Linked DNA regions of Homo sapiens: all the other regions are linked to region 2. The links are chromatin contacts, found by Hi-C or POLR2A ChIA-PET in ENCODE. All regions are on one chromosome and are shown on one strand. Each heading gives the region's core, a stretch centred on a gene start or an enhancer-like site at or near the end of the contact. The rest is flanking DNA. Distances are from core to core; before and after follow the strand shown. Region 1 has its middle 150 kb from the start of LINC02554. Region 2 has its middle 110 kb from the start of LINC02554. Region 3 has its middle 160 kb from the start of LINC02554.

The links. A loop is a pair of places that touch in the nucleus more often than their neighbours do. ChIA-PET counts read pairs that join two places held with the same protein, here RNA polymerase II (POLR2A). Pooled maps may share reads with other maps.
Region 1: a loop to region 2 is called in a map of mammary epithelial cell, with 3 times the contacts of the local background. The contact joins two enhancer-like sites. A Hi-C loop is called at or near these places in 8 of 168 maps with a recorded cell type or tissue (IMR-90, MCF 10A, aorta and 5 more) and 5 of 50 pooled maps. POLR2A ChIA-PET finds 5 or more read pairs at or near these places in 5 of 52 experiments (AG04449, BJ, MCF 10A and 2 more).
Region 3: a loop to region 2 is called in a map of mammary epithelial cell, with 8 times the contacts of the local background. The contact joins two enhancer-like sites. A Hi-C loop is called at or near these places in 9 of 168 maps with a recorded cell type or tissue (MCF 10A, PC-3, PC-9 and 6 more) and 4 of 50 pooled maps. POLR2A ChIA-PET finds 5 or more read pairs at or near these places in 6 of 52 experiments (AG04449, BJ, H1 and 3 more).

Annotation. Positions count from the first base shown.
Region 1 is chr22:27,454,751-27,459,659 of GRCh38, forward strand. No RefSeq gene overlaps it. Among named protein-coding and RNA genes, the nearest start is that of LINC02554, 150 kb to the left of the region's middle. Within about 2 kb of position 2,306, at least 4 of the 41 ENCODE cell types and tissues checked have a DNase peak (open chromatin) inside an H3K27ac peak, as active enhancers do; they include IMR-90 and mammary epithelial cell, where a contact is called at or near this core.
Region 2 is chr22:27,418,562-27,423,503 of GRCh38, forward strand. No RefSeq gene overlaps it. Among named protein-coding and RNA genes, the nearest start is that of LINC02554, 110 kb to the left of the region's middle. Within about 2 kb of position 2,275, at least 18 of the 41 ENCODE cell types and tissues checked have a DNase peak (open chromatin) inside an H3K27ac peak, as active enhancers do; they include IMR-90 and mammary epithelial cell, where a contact is called at or near this core.
Region 3 is chr22:27,472,617-27,477,290 of GRCh38, forward strand. No RefSeq gene overlaps it. Among named protein-coding and RNA genes, the nearest start is that of LINC02554, 160 kb to the left of the region's middle. RefSeq lists enhancers at 1,797-2,518, 1,934-3,133, 2,519-3,241. Within about 2 kb of position 2,460, at least 6 of the 41 ENCODE cell types and tissues checked have a DNase peak (open chromatin) inside an H3K27ac peak, as active enhancers do; they include mammary epithelial cell, where a contact is called at or near this core.

The sequences.
Region 1 (4,909 bases), core at 1,056-3,555, 36 kb after region 2:
GCCCCCTCCTGTCCCATGTGCTGTTTCTTTACACCTCATTCTCTTTGTTCTAACCACCTGGGCCCTGTCAGTCCTCAAAAGCACCACACTCCTTCTGCCTCTGAACCTTATTTGCATACACTATTCCCCCTTCCTAGAATGCTCTTTCCTCCACATCCCACCCCATTTAACTCCTTCTCAGTTTCAACTTCCTCCAGGAAGGCCACCTTGATCACCCAGCTGACCCCGGCTCCCCACTGTACCAATGTGGGAGCTGTCCATGGTGCCACCAGCCACACCCTCTTGACCCACTGATTCCAGCCCATCAGTGGTGGACATGACCTTGCATGTGGCCAGCGTCCCGTAAGTGGGTGTCTCCCTGCTTTCCTGCCTCAGGGTTTTCAAAGCTGTGGCCCATTCTACACTGTTCCTCAGAAGGTCTCTAGCAGTGTTAAGCCCCAGTTACCCACAGTGATGACCAGATCAACAGCATGCCTTTCACTGGAATTTTCTTCTCTTTCCTGTCTCTCCCCCTGCTCCCCAGTCCTGCTACCTGGGAACACTTCCAAATACACTCCCTGCCCCCAAGTCTTTTGCATATCTGAGATCCTTGTCCCCGGTCTCCTGCTTTTGAGGAGGTGAAAACTAAGATACTCTGTGAGCCAGCTGTTTCTCACTAATCATATATTCTGACTCCTGGAGGGCAGAACCTGGACACACTTGGGTTATTATAGCCTCCTGGTGCCTAGCAGTGGGCCAGAGATAAAGTTGGAAGTTAACTAATATTCATAGGAAGAAGGGAGGGAAGGAAAGAAAAGGAGAGAAGGATGCAGGTCTTGAACCCAGGTCTGTTTTTCTCCACTGCCCAGACATGGTCACATCCTTCAAGATATAGCCTGTGTAGACAAAATAAGCCCCTTTGTGGACATCTTCCCTCATTCTTCTCTAGTCACCACTCAGTGTAATTCTACTTCCCACATCCCCCGCTGCCTACCCTCCCCCACACACATGCAATGAATTATGTACTCTGAAAGTCCTACTTGGGTATTAAAAAAGGAAAAAAAAAGAGCCCATGATAGAAAACTCTACCAGCCATTTTTTTCCCTTTTTGTCCTCATGAGCAGGTGCACGATGTAATGCCCCTGATTTTCAAGATCTGATTAAACTGTCATAGGTGTGGCACAATTGCAATAACTCCTCCGCCTCAGTGAGGCCCAAATCATTATAGACCTGTGTACACCCAGAGATGCCGTAGATAAGGGTCTGTCAGCGTTTCCATTACTGGGCCCTGTTTGGGGGATTTGTTTATTTAAATTGGATGGATTGGGTGCACTGAGGAGCGATGGATGGGCTGGCAGCACAGGTGGTGGCTGGGTGAAGAAAATGTCACCTTCACGCTGCCATTTGTTGACATCACGCATGTCTCAGGCTCAACGGGGCATGCCCTGGTGGCTTATGGTGGATGGAGCAGGGAGTTGAAGCTGGCGATATTTGCCCCAACAGAGTGGGCAGAGCAGCTGCAGGAAGCTGGGGTAAAAGGCAGTTGAGGGAAAGATTAAGGGGGTGTACCAGATGGGGGCAAAGATCACCAAGCTGGTAGTGATTTTGGAAGGATGAAGGACCCAAAAAAATGGGGAAAGGGGCTGAGTGCGGTGGCTCACACCTGTAATCCCAATACTTTGGGAGGCTGAGGTGGGCAGATCATGAAGTCAGGAGATCGAGAGCATCCAGGCCAACATGGTGAAACCCTGTCTCTACTAAAAATACAAAAAAAAATTAGCTGGGCATGGTGGTGCGCGCCGGTGGTCCCAGCTACTGGGGAGGCTGAGGCAGAAGAATTGCTTGAACCCCAGAGGCGGAGGTTGCAGTGAGTGGAGACTGCGCCACTGCACAACAGTCTGGCGACAGAGCGAGACTCCATCTCAAAAAAAAAAAATAGTGGGGAAAAGAACTAACAGATTTTAAAAATGTGCACATGTAAAATAACTCCATGCCAGGCATTTGGGGTACAATACGTGTAAACTTAAATTGGGTCTTGCTTTTTGCTCACAGGCTTAAATCCCAACTCTTATCATGGCCTTCAAGACACTGTGTGGTCAAGCCTCATCTCTGCCATGCCCCAATTTCTTCAGGCTGCTCCAGCCACGTGGCCACTTAAGTCTTTGAATATGCCACGCTTTCACATCTCAGGGCCTCTGCGTGGGTTAAACTCTGCCTGAAGCCCAGTCTTTCCCCCGGCTGATCCCTTCTCACTCTTCAAGCCTCGGTATAAATCACCTCCTCTGAAGATAGTCCCTGATTACTCAGTCCAAGGCTCCATCTCCACTGCCCACCCCACCTGAGTCACTCTTACAAGCATCCTGTCTTTTGCCAACAGAGCACTTTTCACCGTGGATCATTATGTACTTGTGTGTTTATTTATTTATTATTCAGAAAGGACATATGTTTTTGTCTGCCTGCCGTCCCTTGTTTGGAGAAACCTCAGTCTCTCATTGTACACAGTTCTGGTCTGGCTGTGAGTTCACAGTCTCAGCCTTCTCCCCATATATTCACACTGGCCCCAGGAAGGGAGGTTTGACTCAGGACTGAAAAATCCCAACCTCCCATCCCCCAGTAAAAAGGAGTAGCCCACAGAGTATACATGGGACCAGAACAAGGATAATCAGTGTCCACAGAGCAGGGGCTGTATGTTTTGAAACATGTCCGCAAATTCTTTGGCACTGCTCCCTACAAACGGTGGAATCCAGTCCCCTACCCCTTGAATATGGACAGTCTTTGTGACTGCCTCAGTGAATAGAGGCAGGGTGGTGGAAGGGACTCTGCATGAGCTCTAAGGCTAGGTTACAAAAGGCAGTGAAGCTTTCACCGGGCTCTGCCTCAGCACGCTCACTGTTGGAACTCGTCGCCATGTTGTAAGGAAGCTCCAGCCACGTGGGAAGGCCAATGTTCAGTGTTCCAGCTGATAGCGCCCTCTGAGATTCCATCCAATAGGCAGCATGAACTGTCAGACATGTGAATAAATGAGCTTTTGGTGATTCCAACCCCCCAGCCTTTGAGTCCCTGAAGCTGATGTCACATGGAGCTGACACAAGCTGTCCCACTGGGTTCTGCCCAATTGCAGATTTATGAACAAAATAAACGGTGTAGTTTAAGACACTCCACTTTGGGGTGGTTAGTTATACAGCCATGGAAGACTCAGACAGGGTGCTGAGCTGAAAGAATGTGATGTTGGAAGCCTGAGCAGCCACCATCCCACCACCTGGAGATCCCACAACCTGGAGCTCCCACCACCTGGAGTGAGCTGGTCTGCAGAGGGATGCCAAGTGGAGATGAGCAGTGATGGGGAACAGATAAGCAGAGACTGTGGGGAGCCTGGGTCTGCAGCTTTTCCTGTAGTTCCGTGGGGCCACTCCCAGGGGTCTTTCCCAGTGACCAGCCTCAGCAAGTTCCCTGTGTGCTTCAGCAAGCTGGAGTGGACTCTGTCTCTGGTGCTCACAGCTTTCTGGACCCATTCACCATCATCCCACTGGACCTGAGCTCCATGAGGCAGTGCCCATTTCTACTCTGGTCCATGCTGTACCTATGGCATCCATGAAGTGCTGCACAGTTTGGTGTTAAAGATTGATTCTAGAAGGGAATGAGCTCGTTGGTCCTCTCACCATCCTCAGTTCTGGGTAAACAGGGAGGCTCAGAGAGGTGAGAGGCTCCTAAGGGTACTTGGATAATGTATCCTGGTGATGACAGGATATGAATCTGGATGATACTTTGAAGTTCAGGATCCTGGATCTGGTTGAAAACACTCTGGAGGGGATTTCCAGGGGTGTCATGTGGGGCCCAGTGTAAGAGGCATCAGGCAGGTAACCAAGATAACCATCAGTGATGGGGATGGGGGGCAAAATAGGGACAAGCTCTGGTAGTAAACAAGAGTCCTGTGGTCAGACCAAGGCTCTGAGAGGATTGGAGGCCAAGGTCAGGCTGTGGGAAGGAGCTGAGGAATGACCTTTAATGCCTGTCCAAGGTGGCGTGGGGACTCTGGGAAGGGCTGAGCCTGCAGGGAGGAATCATGCTAAAGCTTATCATTGTCAGAGTAGAGGTTCTGTTCATCTCACCCTGCTGTGGATTTGCACGTGGTACAGATGCAAACAGTGCCTCTGTGGGCATATACCCCAAACTTACCATCCCAGTGCATGCTGAATGCACATGACAGCAAGCACCTGCAACTCCCTACCAGCACTTTTGCTCAGATGATGTGCATGAGGGCAAGGTCAGAAGCACCAGGAGTTAATGCTCCAAAAGCACCCTTCCAGTGATGGACAGGAGTTGGAGGATAAATATCTCAGCTCCCTCGCTCCCTGGGTAGATAACTGAGGTGTGTGTTTTACACTGGTTCTCAGACTTCCCCAGTGGGATTGAGTTCCAGCTGCTCAACGTGATAACCTGCTCATTAGTGCACCCTGGATAGGCTCTTTCCCTTCTCTGTCTCACTCCCTTCCTTCCCCACCAGTGCTTCCTGGATTATCCCCCTAAAATGCCACTTGCCTTCACATCCCTGTCTTGGGGTCTGTTTTAGGGAAGCCCATATTTAGACAGCACACATCCTGGGTGCAGGACTGGCTTATGGCTGGCTCTCCAGCCATTTAAAAGCAGCTTATCGTTTTCAGTTTCCATGTAAACCATTTGTTCTGGAAGCCCTTCCTGCCTTGGCCAGGTCTCCCTGGCATTTGCTCTCAGGAACTCATGAAACTTCCTACTTAATTTTGCATGACTCCCTTGCACTGGACTTTGAGTCCATGTGGGCAGGGCTACCATTGTTGTGTCATCCCCCAAGCCCCCAGCACCTGACACAGGACCCAGGGTTGGTCTAGGAAATATTTGTTAACTAAGACATAAAATATTCTTGTGTTGAACTCTTCCTGGGCACCAGACCCCG
Region 2 (4,942 bases), core at 1,025-3,524:
TTTTCATTGCGGGATCCCTATGGGCAATGTAAGAGGCAATAGGGAGCCAGTGAATGCTTGTGAGAAGAGGAGGGCTGAGTTTAGTCTGGCTTTGCAAACTTGCTGAATATATGAATGAATGAATGAATGAATGAATGAATGAACAAGGCAAATCTTTTTACTCCAACCCAGTGCTGGGATTCAGACAGGTTACTTGGGGACCTTAGTCCAGACCCCCTTGATCCTACAGAGAAAGGTTCAGGGCCTCAGCTAGGAACACCCTCACTCCCTGACTCTACCTACCCAATGCTGCAGGGCTGGCTGACTCCTTCCCAAGCCCACTAGCACCCCTTCATAGCTGGGCACCTTCACAAGCATCAGTGCTGTCCCTGGGGCCACCAAGAAAGTCAAGGCCTCCTCCCAGAGCTTACTGTCTAGAGCTTTGCCAGCACAAGCTACTAAGCTTCTTTGCCCCATCACTCTGATTGGGGGCAAACTGTGGCCCATTCCATAGATTAGAAATGGTGGGATCAATTCCAGGGCCTATATGGAAGCTTCTAACTCAGACCCATGAGGCTGGGCATCTTCAAAAGAAGAAGCTACACATTACTCATATTTTACAGCTTCTTGCCCACCCCACCTCTATGCCTGGGCAGGACACACCCTGCTGTAAATTGATCCATGTTGGTAATAATAATAATAATAATATGAGCTAGGAAACCAAGCAGTTCTTACCTGCTCCATGCACTTTACATGTATTCCTTCATTTAACCCTTGCAAACTTAGCATAGTGGCTGGCACACAGTAAAAGCTCAATAAATGTTTGCTGAATATATGAATGAATGAATCAATGAACAAGGCGAGTCTCTTTACTCTGGCCCAGTGCTGGGATTCAGACAGACCCGGGCTCAAATTCTTGCACTGCCACTTACCAATCGGTTCCCTTGGTCAAGTCACTTCCCTTCTTGGAGATTTTAGTTTTCCTGTCGATAAAGTAGGCGTGATGATATCTTCCTATCAGGTTGATGTGAGATTTCAATGAAGCTCCGCATACAAAATGCTTGCATGACACCTAGGGTGGCCCAGAGTAGAAACAAAAGGTTTTTGTTATTGCTATTGTTGTGGATGATGTCATTGTCTCCATCTGTCCACTCGGCTTGCAGTTATGGGTCAGGAATTCAGAGACCAGAGGTCACACATTGGTGATCTGGAGACCTTGTCCAGCTCCCAGATGTATTTTGTTTGGCTAATACAGCACTTCATTGATTTTTTTAAAAAAATCTAATTAGTTGCCAATATTTAGAGATGGGGAGATTTCGCGTAAAATACACTTTGGGGTCTCTCTTGGAATTTCAGATGTTTGGACCACATGAGAATTATATTCACCCAGAGCAGCTGGGCTTTGCTAGAGCTGAGAAGAACCCACTCCCTTATTTATTTATTTAGTTATTTATTTATTATTTTTTGAGACAGAGTCTCACTCTGTTACCCAGGCTGGAGTGCAGTGGCATAATCTTGGCTCACTGCAACTTCCACCTCCTGGGTTCAAGCAATTCTCCTGCCTCAGCTTCCAGAGTAGCTGGGATTACTGTCGTGTGACACCACACCCGGCTAATATTTGTATTTTTAGTAGAGATGGGTTTCACTATGTTGCCCAAGCTGGTCTTGAACTCTTGGACTCAAGTGATCCTCCTGCCTTAGCCTCCCAAAGTGCTGAAATTACAGGCACCCGCCCCTTTAGAAAGGGTATGAGCTCCCATTCTGCCCCAGTCCCCGCCGCTCCCTGTTGCCTCACTCTTGGCCAGCTCCATTCATTTACGTAGTTTGCCTACCACTGGAGTATTTTCCATCTGGAAGCCCTGCTCTAGATTTTCTCTTCCATGAGATCCACCAAGAAAGCTCCAAGTCACAGTTAGCCAAATGGAGTTAAACAAGAAGAAGAAAAACACACACCTCACAGTGATGGTGTGGCCACTTCTCCCAATTTCACAGCCTGGGCCCAGAATGGAGTCGGCACATCCCCTTCAAAGCTCCATCATTCTGAGGATGCTGAATGCCACTTTCCCACCCATGCCCACTGGGGAAGCCCACAGAAAGCCCCCTAAATAGCCCTGATCCCTCCAGGAAAGGGGAGGGCACACCGAGAAAATGGCTCCCATCTGACCAGCCTGGGCACAGCTTCTTGACTCTAATTGGGGATGTGGTAATTAGATGATGGCAAAGTACACCCCAGGCTCAGCTTTCAGCCCCAGGTCCCACCAACAGGCCATCCCACTTGGAAAGTTTGCCTGACATTCCTGAGCCGGGCCGCCTTGCCAAAGAAAACTCAAGCGAGGCTTGTCTTGGCATGGACTCAACCCCTAGCCTCAGCAGGAAAACCAAAAACATTTACACAGCTGGGCCTGCGACGCCCGCTTCCCTCAAGAGTTTGTCAGGGCTTGGATGGCTCGGTAGACTCGGGGGGCACTTCTGAAGGGGACTGTGTTCCCGAGCACGGCCAGGCATCGCCAGCCAGACAGAAAACACCACGGCCACCCCCGGGAGGTGGGAAAGAAGACGCAAGAAAACACGCTCTGGGGAGCCGGAGAGGGGCTACCTGGGGACTGGGTTTTCATCTATTCGTTGATCACTGCACGCCTCCCCCCTCCAGCTGCAACCACATCTGCACGGGTCGTCCTGGCCAGCTCACCACCCGACCTGTGCGTGTTGGCCAAAAAACAATCCAAAGAAGCTGCTTATGGCACGCGGAGCGCCTGGGGCCCCATGCTGACAGCTCTAAAGGACCGCCTCTTCACCGCTCTCTCTTTGCACTCAACTTCCCCATCTCTTTTCCTGGCCGCCTTTCCATGGCATTCTCCGAAGCTCTTCACATTCTCTGTCCTGGGGGCACCCCAATGAGGCCCATTTGGCCTCCTGGTTCTGAATGTCAGGGACTATGAACAGGAAGTCCTGGAGCCAGTGGTTCAAAGCCAGGAGCTCAAACACATTGGTGAACACACTGGGGGTTGCCAAATTATCTGCTAAGTCCCTCGTGAATCCCTCTGGTCCCTCCATCCCAGTGGTCCCCACTGCAGTCCAGGCCACCATCGGTGCAGTGGTGACTGCAGCAGCCTCCTCTCAAACCCTCCCACCTCCACTCCTGCCCTCAGAGTCCATTCTCTGAGCTAAGGATAGCACAACCTTTATTATTCTCTCAATTATAAAACATTTAAAAACTACAGCAAAATGCAGAAAATATGACTTTGCATAATTGAATGATTCACTATCAAGCAAATACCCATGTAACCACCAGCCAGCGCAAGAAACAACCTAAAGCACTTTCTCTTTTTTCTTTTTCTTTTTTCTTTTTTTTTTTTTTTTGAGGCGGGGTCTCGCTCTCTTGCCCAGGCTGGAGTGTAGTGGCACGATCTCTGCTCACTGCAAACTCCAGCTCCCAGGTTCAAGCAATTCTCCTGCCTCAGCCTCCCAAGTAGCTGAGATTACAGGCGTCCACCACCATGCCCAGCTAATTTTTGTATTTTTAGTAGGGAAGTGGTTTCACCATGTTGGTCAGGCTGGTCTCAAACTCCTGACCTCAAGTGATCTGCCTGCCTCAGCCTCCCAAAGTGCTGGGATTACAGGCGTGAGCCACCGCGCCCAGCCAGAAGCACTTTCTTGACTCTCTTCGATTCTACTCCCTCCCTCCCCACAATATTTCATGACTATCCTGACTTTTGTGGTCATGATTTCCTTGCGTTTTCTTCAGACCTAAAAACAACATAGTTTAGCCTTGTCTGTTTTGGGGTTTTATGTAAAGGGAATAGTCATAGTAATCATATTATTATTATTTTGTGTCTGGTTTCTTCTTTCCAATATTATACAGTGAGATTTCTCCATGTTATTGCACAGAGCTATAGTCTATTCATTTTCACTGCTGTATAATATTCTTTTGTGTGAACATACCAGAGTTTTAAAATCTGTTTTACTGTTGATGTGGTTTGGGTCATTTCCAGCTGGGAGATGTTGTAAAACTAGAAATAGTCTTAGCCCAAGTACCTGGCACATAGCAGGGTTTACAGTCACAAACAGGTTCCAGAGTCAAGCACAAGTTCAAACAAAGCTGTATTACACAAAACTAAAATGGTTTGTTTTCTTGCAAGACTTGTCAAAGCCTTTAATGCTTTAAGGTGTCAATGTGCATTATGACACTCCACAAGCATCACCTCTGTGCTAGCTAGGCCCAGGTGATGCAAAGGTAAATAAATCTGCCTTAGGGAGTAAGTAGTGTGGATGGAAAGTATTGGCCTTAAAATCTGGTCATGGTTTTTTACCTCTTCCTGACTTGCTGTGCAGCTTGGATAAGTTTCTTGCCATCTCTGGGCTTCTGTCTGCTCATCTGCAAAGTGTAAGTTTAGAAATTGTTACTCCCTAAGAGCTTTCCCCTCTGACATTTCAATACCCATGGACCAGTATTTTAATTGGCCAGAAAGATTCTAGAGGACGGGATGCCTGGATCTTGAGGATTTGGATGAGTTGGGTGTCAGGGGGAGAACAGCATGACAAAATGAGTCTGGACTGCCTAGAGGTCATTTAGGGGGAAGTAAGGAGAGCAGCAAGGCCAAAATGGAGTGCTCATCCAGGGAATATAAGAGAGAAATGATTACAAAGATCAGCTCATCTCATTGCCAACCCACTTTCCATCCCTACTGCATCATGAGAACCATCAGAGACAGGCAGAGACTTTATAACCTAGAGCCTGGATTCTCCACAGGGGTGAAGTTTTCCCCTTGGAGGGCACAAAGTCTTACAGACATACATACAGTGCATAAACAGATATCCAATATATCTGTGCTATTAAAATTTCATTGGTGGGGGCAGGGAGTGAGTAGGGAAAAATGTCTGAAAGAGTTACTTAGGGGCCAATAAAAAAAAAAAAAAAAAGAAGTGAAGAAAAAAAGGTGAAGGTGATCTATAGGTTGCCTAT
Region 3 (4,674 bases), core at 1,210-3,709, 54 kb after region 2:
GGGGCCTGACAAACAGTTAAATGTATAATACAGACTTGTTTAAGGCCAGATGGTTGGAAGGAGAGGGAGAGAAGAAATGCAGGAAGGGAAAGGAACAAGAAAGTTTGGCTCGGGATTTATTTCCAGAATGTGCTTAACCAAGGCCACCGAAATAATATTTTGATGTAGAAGTGCTAGCTTGGGGACATCTTACTGGATATTTGAGCAACAATGAAATTAGAAACATTAAAGAGAGAGAAACCTTCTCAGGAGGATAAAGAGTGATAATGATGGCAGATTGGTAGATTCTAAACCACCACCCCCACCGCACCCACACACAGGCCTCGTCAAGAAGCCTGGGCTGTTGACCCCAAGGTCCTTCCCTAAGAAGTGTCCTCAGGAAGACACTTGAAAGTGTCAATTATAAATAAAAATAATTAATTTAAAAAAGAAGGCACTTAAACTTGCCACAGACATTGCCCAAAATGGGTCCCCCGTGTGGAAGTGACAAGAGGCAGCTGGGGCTGCAGTTGGTGTGATGATGAGGTTTCTGCAGCCTCCATGGTGACGTCACCACTGGTAACTACAGAAACAACGTCGAACTTCAGGTGTCAGCCTGGCTTAGCCATCTTTGCTGTCTAATGTCAACAGTCAGGTTAGGGGGAGCTGTCTAAATCATAGGAGGAGGTTGGTGAATGTAAAACATCATCACTTCCTCTTCCTCTCCCCTTCCTCCCTCATTTCAACTCCAAACAGGATCTATTGATTTCATCTTCAGGCATTATTCTAAGAGGCAGTGTAGTACTGCAGATAAAAAGTATGGACTTAGAAGCCAGACTTTCAGGGTTCAGCACTGTGGTTCACAAGCTGTGTGACCCTTGGGTGAGTCTCTTAGCTTCTCTGTGCCTCAGGGTTGCTGGGGGGATTAATGGGTTGATTTGCCTAAATGCTGGATTAAGGGATATCTGCTATTCTTACCTCCTCTGCTAAGAGCACCTTGACTTGCACTGCCCTCCCTGGCTCTTAATGTGGATTGGGTGGCACGGGACCCACCCACCAGCTCAGGGACTTAGTTAGGCACAGCCCCTACAACTGGCCAATCAGCTGAGTCCATTCCTCCGGCTACAATGATTGGTCAGAATCAAGCCCTTGACTGAAACCAACCAGTCACAGCTAATGAGATTAATCATCAATGAATATTAGCTAGTGTTACTGCTCCATTATTGTGGCAAATGTTAACTCCATCCCCCACCCACAGCCGGGTCTTGGTAGGGAGAGGGTGAAATGATGGACTAGGAGAGATTTGGGTTCCTTGGACAGATCTTGCCTTTTCCAGCAAGGTTGGGTTACATGCCCTCTCTCTCTCAGCTCCTGGAATTCCCCCTTGGCTTGCTACTGTTCTGAGATGAAGTAAACTGGGTGATTCTAAGAATGGGCCTTGAGTCTGGCAAACCCATCTGTTTCTTCCTAGCTATGGGCCCCTGGCCCTCACCTCCCGCTTCTCAGTTTCTTCACCTGGAAAATGAAGATGACTAAGGAACCTGGGCCTTGGAAGGTTCTGGGAATTCAGTGGAGTCAGGTATGCCCGGGGCTGGCACAAAGGTGGGGCTCCAGAAGAGATGCTAGCTGTGAATAACATGCCCGTCACTGCCTTCTGTTGTAACTGGCTGTGAAACGTCTGTCTTCTGCCAGACTAGGCTTCTAAGGTAGGGATGGGTTTGCTCATCATTGTGTCCGTAGCATACTGTGCAAGGCTAGACATGGAGTGGGAAGGAATGAATGAACGAACAGCAGGAGGGAGGGCAGAGGAAGGGAGAGACAAAGAGAAAAACCACAAGTCTCTCTCTTTTTTTTTTTTTTCTTGAGACGGAGTCTCACTCTGTCTCGCCCAGGCTGGAGTGCAATGGTGCGGATCTTGGCGCTCTGCATCCTCTGTCTCCCAGGTTCAAGTGATTCTCCTGTCTCACCCTCCTGAGTAGCTGGGACTACAGACGTGTGCCACCACACCCGGCTAATTTTTTATTTTTAGTAGAGACAGGGTTTCACCATGTTGGCCAGGCTGGTCTGAAACTCGTGACCTCAGGTGATCCACCCACCTTGGCCTCCCAAAGTGCTGGGATTACAAGCATGAGCCACTGTGCCCAGCTGAAAAACCACAAGTCTCCTGATGATGCTGGAAAGCCCAGCTACTCCAGCATCAAAGAGTGTTCAAAATGGGAGACTCAAGACCAGCTTGAAGCCCTTCACTCTGCAGAGATGGAGCCCAGAGAGGCCACGTGACTTCCCCAGGGACACACAGCAGGGTGTGATGGGACAGGCTCCAGAAAAGAGTGCTTCCTTCAGCTCCCTTGCAGCCTGTCTCTAACTCCCAGGCATTGGGGCCTGCTTTACCTGCCCAGCCCTCTCCCCCCTCCTCTTCACCTGGGGCCAGTCCCAACACGGGGTGCCTCTTCCTGTCTGCAGACAACACCAACCCCCAAGCCAGGTGCTCCCTCAGGTATCTCTTCCCTAAGTGGGCTGGGCTCCTCCGATGGAAAATATCCTCAGGGCTTCAGGCTGGAAGGAGTGAGATGACTCAGGGCCAGGTGGGAGAAGCTCAGGGAGAAGGAGGCTGGGGGCGCAGATGGAGGGAGTTCTTTGTAAATGAGTCAGAAAAAGAAGCCTCTCTCCGGATAATACCAAGAATCTATTGGCCCGAACTCAAGTATGCAGGACATGAATGTTAGTTTCCTGTAACTGAACTTGCAGCACCGTAGCCTCACTAGCTAAGTTCTGATCCCACCTGCCGTTCACCTGGCCTCTTAGAGCGACTGTGACACGCAGCCTCCTTCTGTGCCTTCCTCTGCCTGCCCCTCCTGGGAAGTCTGTCTCTGGTTCAGAGGTGGGAGAGGGGTCTCTCATCCCCGGTTCTTCCCCGCCTGTTGTTTATATCCAAGCTTCTGCTTTTTGAAGTTGATTATTCCCTCCTCGAGGTGATAAATGCAAACTACTTCCCGCCCTGATGGGGGGAAGGACAGGGGTTATATAGGAAGGAACAACTTTGCTTCATGTTTCAAGGATTCTTCAAGGAGAATTCCCTTCCTGATTGGGGTGTGGGTTGCCCCAAAGCACATCCTGCAAAAAGAACTGCAGTGTGTGGGGAGGTGAGAGGGTGAGGGAGTGAAGCCCGGAAGGGAAGCTTCATTAGCAAGCAAGGTTCCAATGTGGGCAGCTGGGGCACCTGAGTCCAGGGCCTCATATGACTATGTCCCAGTTCCTGGGGTTGAATTGAATGCCAGGAACCCCTTTCTCCTTGACCTGTTCCTCAAAGGGCTTCATCTGCCTCTCTGTGCCCTCTCTCGCCTGCGAGCAGGAATGAGTTTTAAACTCACAAGCGGCCCGGCACAGCAGCTCACACCTGTAATCCTGGCACTTTAGGAGGTGGAGGTGGGCCAATCACGAGGTCAGGAGATCAAAACCATCCTGGCTAACACAGTGAAACCCTGTCTCTCCTCTGGGAGCCAACATGGGACATGGCTGGGAGTTGTCTCACCCAAGGATCAAAGGAGCTGGGGTGTTTATCCTGCAGCCCCCGTAGGCTCTGCCATGGGCTGAGGGGTACTGCCCGGGGCATTAACTCCCTGGCACTTCATTGTGTTGGAAGCCATGGAGTGGGCCCACATGGGGATGGTGAGAGCCCAGGAGGAATGGGTGGGCACCAACAGCCTCTGCTACATTCACATGTGTAATATGGGGGTACAAATATTCTCATTTGCATATGGGGGTAGTTCATATGCTCATGTATGCTAGCAGCATGACCTGCACACACCAGTGCTACCCCCATCTTACAAATGAGGCAGTTGAGGCCTCGCTTACGTAAGTGCCTCACTGATAAAGGCAGAGAGGGTCAGAGATCCAGGTCTTTGGCATCTATATCTAAGAGAACCTGCTCTGTGTGATCTCAGGCCCAGAGTCCAAACCCTCGCCTGCCTCCTCTCGGCTTTATTTTTCTGGGCTGTAGATTTCACTTCCTTTTAGCCTCATTGTTTTCCTCCGCAAAGTGGGGACAGGATCGTCCCCCCTCGCAAGGCTGATGCGAAGATACAAGATAATGCGTGCACACGTGTTGTGGACCGGGCCTAGCACACTTTATGTGCTCCATAATCATTCCCCTCCCACCCTCTTCTCGGCCTCATTCTGCCACCAAGTCCCTCTGGGACTTTGGGCCAGTCCTCTGTTCAATTCAGTGAACATTTTCAGAGCCTCTGAATGTTCCATGGTTGTGGCTGCATGTGAGTCAGGCTGGCCACATCCAAGTCAGCAGTGAATCACCTGAGACGGGAGGTGGGGCGAGGCCCCATGGCGTTGTCCCGTGGGAAGGTCAGAGACAGCAGACAGAAGCAGGGACGACAGACACAGTCCGGAGGGCTGTAAGCTAGGGGTGGTGGGATCAGGTTTCTGAAACTTCCTCCACTGCCGTGTGGATGCAAGGCAGAAGCTGGCCCAGGAGGGTCACTTAGAAGGCCACCTCTTAAAACAGAGATGAGCAAAGACAACGGCTGACCTGGGGCAGGGGAATTAGGGGTGGGGGAAGGGGAGAGGAGATGCTGCCTGGGCTGGGGGCTGTCTTTCATGAGGCAGCCAGAGGAGCCAAGGATGGCCTCTGAATGGGAGGCTGGGGCTGAGTCCAGCCATCCCAGGACCTCCGGTGTGTGA